Regions from separate parts of the Homo sapiens genome. Here region 1 is linked to region 2. A link is an interaction called in ENCODE POLR2A ChIA-PET data of the cell type or tissue named here. Cell type or tissue: OCI-LY7. All regions are shown on one strand.

Region 1 (2,500 bases), 180 kb after region 2:
CAGCCTCCCTAAGCCTTGGTTGCCTAAACAATAAAAGGGAAACAGGAACTTCAAGGGTTCATCTCAGACTTGGTGAGGTAATATATATTATTCAGTAAATTGCTGTGCACATGATATTTTAGTTAACATACATAACTATCAATAGTCTATCTATGATTACTATTAAAATTATAACTATAAAATGATTATTTTTTTAAAAATTCTTAATAGATTTGTTCAGTGCTCTATAGTTACAAAGTAACTATATATATATATATATATATATATATATACATACACACATATATATATATAAATTGTATTTAATCCCCCTAAGAATTCTGAAAGGATAGTAGAAATATCTTCATTTTAATCGCATAGCTTTGTGACCTTGAATATCACAGGATCACAGAGCTAGTAGGTGCGGAACTGGGACTCATTTTCTCACCACTATATTGTGGCTGCTTTCTTATTCTCTTAAGGTTACTTGATGGTGTCCTAGATTTAAAACTGTAAAGGAAGAACTGCATAATTTGTCTTCTAAAAGCACTGAGAGGTGTTTTAGGGACTATATAAAGATAGAACAGTTACTGAGTAAGTCTATTCAGTCTGGATTTTTCGGGTAAGAAATTCTGCTCTGAAGCTTGTGTATTGCAGATCACAATAATCATAGACACATCACATAGCATTGGGATAGTGTTAGTGTTGGTACTTAAAGTGTTGTCCTCTAAAGGTAATGATCCTGGGCTAAAATATTATAATTATAATCTGTCTCCTCATCGTTTCTCCCTAGGGTGACCATACATGCCATCTAGGCTTAAATATTGGTAATTTTGAGTTAAATTTTCAAAAACCAGATATTATTTAGTGTTAGGCAAGTTGTTAACTTCTCTAAACCATAATTTCCTCGGTTTTATATGACAAAGTTAAACCAGATGGCCTCTAACTCTAACATTTGAGAAACTTTTCCCTTACATTTTTTAATAATATAGATTGTATTTAATGGATCTTTACCCAAACATTTTGGTTCAGGTAATTAAAATGAAAGTTATAGTGAAAAGATCCTTGAAACTTTTCTAAAAACACTGGGCGTTCAGGAATTAATATAGTGTATGTCCCGATTTCTATCAAGCAAACGCTAAGAGAGAATTGTAAATTTAGGGGTCTAATATTTCAAATGAGATGTGAAAGTATGGTCCCAAGCATTTGTACTGAAAATGCAGCGCCCCTTTCTTGGTAAGCGTAAGAGTGTATTAGACTTTGGGAGGAAGCCAAATTATGCTGTTTGGATAATCAGCATGATCTATCTCTCAGAATTTTCCCCTGCGGTCTCAATTGGGTACCTATTCTATTTTTAACTTAGTTCTAAACTCTTTGTTAGCATTGCTCCATCCAATTAAGCTGCAGCTGCTGTTCCATCCCTAAGGATTGTTTATGTTTCAGTGGATGAGATGGTCCTAATATGTACGGCTACTTAAAGTATAGTTTTAATTCAGGGACAAGAAAAGATTGTGTTTAAGTTTGTGATATTTTTTAAAACAATGCATAGTTAAACATTGGCTCTAGAACATGCTTTCACATTTCCCTTCTTAGTTATATCATCACATATAATTTATAAGTCTCTGAATGATAAAGTGTGGTTTGCTGGGTTTTGGTTGTCTTGCAGCTGGTTTCTGATGCCAGAATCATCGATTGTATTACTCTCTGTGGTTTCTTTCTTTTGGCAGCTGATGTGTTGTTGGTATGATATGTGTTATGATATAAAGGTAAAGGTTGGATTAATCGTAATAGAATTTTCCATGCCTTGGGTTTTTCTCCATACTATAGAGATTAGTCTCCATGAGCTGCTTCCTTCCTTCCTTTCAGTTAATCTCTGCAGCCTTTCTAGTGGTTCCTCCTGTGCTGTTGAATTCAGCATCTGTAAGAATGTGTTTGCATTGTACCAGAGCTCTACAACTTTGGCCAGCTAAGAAGGAAGCATCTCTGGGAGCTTTGAATGTCAATATAAAACCTTATTTGCACAGTTGTGCACTTTTGGCTGACTTGTTCAGTGGACCATCTAAGTTCATCACTTTGAACTTTTATAAACATTTTCCTTAAAGGGATGCTGCTCTCAAAGTTAGGTTTATGTGTATGTTTAAGCGCTTAACTCTATTAACTACTCCTTTATATAAATATGGAATTTTCCCAAAACACTTGTATATATATTAACTAAGTTTTTAAAATTGTAAAATGGGATTTAAAATTACCTTGTCCTACTTAATTTCATTGCCGTATAAATTGGCACCAGAAAAACAACTTGAAACTTGACGGTGTAGGGTTTAAAGAGTTAAGAATTTACTGATGGGTTTTAATACATTAAAAAAAATTTTTTTTTTTTAGAGATAGGGTCTTGCTGTGTTGCCCAGGCTGGCCTCAAACTTTTGAGATCAAGCCATCCTCCCCCATCAGCCTCCTGAGTAGCTGGGACTACAAGCATGTGCCACCACACTGGCATAAATTTTTTTTTTGTATAGTATAT
Region 2 (2,500 bases):
TATAACCCTTTGTGTGCTCTCAAACTATTTGCTAGATTCAAAATAAATTTCCTTACCATGAGTGAGATTTCCCATAACATTAGACTCCAGATTAATCATTTCTCTTGTCAGAATATGATGGCCTCAGTTATTAAAACGTGGTGGTTGTGAATCAGCAAAATGTCTAAAATGAATGACATATTGTAATAAAGTTTTAAAAACTTTCATATCTGCCAAATAAAAATATTTGTATATGGAAGATCCACTTCTGTGAAAAGTCTCTTGTGCAACTGCAGAAGCAGAAAATAGGTTCAGAAGTTTCATTTGGAACACAACAGAGACATGTCTTTCCATTTCAGAGGTGTTGAGTTTTGAGGTGATTCAGTTAACTTTGATCGTTTTGAAACAATGAAAATAATTTCTATTACCATCATAGGACATCATGCAGAACAACAAAGAGCTAGTACAAAGTGTACCATGCTGACTGTTGTGTAGATAAAGCAAAACAGTACCAAATGATTAGTTAGCATTTTACATTTAGAATGCAACCCAGCCGGGCACAGTGTCTCATGCCTGTAACCCCAGGACTTTGGGAGACCGAGGCAAGCAGATCATGAGGTCAGGAGTTCAAGACCAGCGTGGCCAACATGACGAAACCCCATCTCTACTAAAAATACAAAAAAAAAAAAAAAAAAGAAAAAAGATTAGCTGGGCATGGTGGTGTGTGCCTGTAGTCCCAGCTACTTGAGAGGCGGAGGCAGGAGAATCCCTTGAACCAGGGAGGCGGAGGTTGCAGTGAGCCAAGATTGCGCCACTGCACTCCAGCCTGGATGACAGAGGGAGACTCCATCTCAAAACAAAAAAAAAAAAGAATGCAACCCTATACTATTTTTAAACACCTATGTGAGACGTAGTTACAAGGCTGTTTAAGGAGGGGAGGACTGACAGCAAATAGAATGTTTGTGATAAAATAAATTTGTGCTCTCACAGTTTCCCATCTTTGAGGCAAATGGAATTAAAGGCAAATTATTCCATTTTTGAAAGTTCCTCAAATGTGGAATTTCAGATGTTTACTGTATAGGGAAGTAGACTTTCAACTGTACATTGGAGTCATTGTTTTGCTGCTTTTTCACCTTGCAAGTTGCTAGGTTCTGCTGCAAAGATTTTTAAAGCCTGCTTTGTTAGCAGCCTAGGACACATCCATGACCTTACCAAAGTGAAAGTGAAAGCTCTTAGTTTTTCTTTTTTTTTTTTTTTGCAACAGTAAATCTACTAATTTTACAGTCAGTTGAACAGCAATAGATTAATTTGTGTAAAGTCTGCATTCACAAAGAAAATCTAAACTTCAGTGGCTTGAATGCCTGAAACTGCAGTGTGATATTTGAAGGGTAGACACTCTTACAAACTTGCCCAAGAAGGATGCAGGCAGTTCACTGTCACCTGCTTCTCGGCACAGGTGCTGACCCCTCGGTCGACTCGGGGCCTCCTGATGGGGTAGCAGGAAGGCTGGGCCTTTGTGTGCTACAGAGAACGCTTTTCCAATAACTGGGCTAGTTCTCTCCAGCAGCCACAGGAAACAGAAGAAAGAAGAGGTTAAGGGCCGCCACGAGGGTCAGAATGGGTTAAATTTAGTTAACATCAGAGGTTATAGCTTTTAACAAGAGCTTCAAGAAAACTTATTCGAAGATGCAATTTGTTTCTTCTTTGTCCACTGTTATTTTTTTCCCCCTATTGATAGTGACAGCTTAACAAAGTTTTTATATGCTAAAGGTTTTCATCCCTTAGAGAATAAAGAACTGTGTTCCTAAAAAGAGATGCAGGTGGAAAACTTCATAAAGCTTCCATGATTTCCAAATTGGGAGCTTTGAAATAGGCTCCCTGCTTGGCTAAGTCAAAAATAATCTGTGAAAAAAAAACCTCTATTGGAAATGGAGGAACGCTCCAGCAGTCAGATGCAGAGCTCCAACTTCTAGAAGATTCTTTGTGTGAATTTTTCTCTCGGCCATCCTAGTAAACTTTTCCCAGTTATTCAAAATTATCAAAGCGGCCTTCTCTGTAGGTGCATTTCTTCAAATTTAGAACATAATACTGGGCAGGACTAGTTGTTTATTGCATTTCTATGTAAGCAAAGAAAGATAGCCATAGATTTCTGCGTATGTCCTTTATGCCCGCTCTTAAAATTCTGTTACTCTGCAGTTTCTGTTCAAGAACTGAACTGTTACGGAAATTGGGCTTTCAAAAGAGAGTCATGTAAATTCTAGCGCTTCAACTGGAAATGTATGATTACCTAGGACTGATACTCAGTGTCGCGCATCATACTAAGGCCTTATGTGTTTTTCAGCTGCATTTCTCTGATAAATACGAGGCTTAGCTTTTGAATGAGTTTAATCATTTATTTAGCTGAGATTTTCAAATGCTGAACTTGGGTTTTCAGAGCCATGTTTCTACCTGACGGTCAGCAAGGAAAATGTAATCTACACATCTAAGTGCTGAACTATAATCTGCATTTGAAAATGTGTTT

What was found. Peaks named below come from ENCODE experiments on the same cell type or tissue, not always from the same donor. Only the 100,000 strongest peaks of a DNase experiment are listed, where the experiment ranks them.
Region 1: POLR2A ChIA-PET joins it to region 2 with 11 read pairs; 16 of 35 experiments call an interaction of 5 or more read pairs at or near these places.

What each region holds. Positions count from the first base shown.
Region 1 is chr13:27,635,455-27,637,954 of GRCh38, forward strand. It overlaps a transcript of POLR1D not described here. Among named protein-coding and RNA genes, the nearest start is that of POLR1D, 15 kb to the left of the region's middle. In OCI-LY7, no CTCF peak of the experiment used is centred here; no DNase peak of the experiment used is centred here.
Region 2 is chr13:27,454,311-27,456,810 of GRCh38, forward strand. No RefSeq gene overlaps it. Among named protein-coding and RNA genes, the nearest start is that of MTIF3, 5.0 kb to the left of the region's middle. RefSeq lists an enhancer at 1,343-1,462. In OCI-LY7, no CTCF peak of the experiment used is centred here; a DNase peak (open chromatin) is centred at 1,451; H3K4me3 peaks cover 932 bases; H3K27ac peaks cover 958 bases.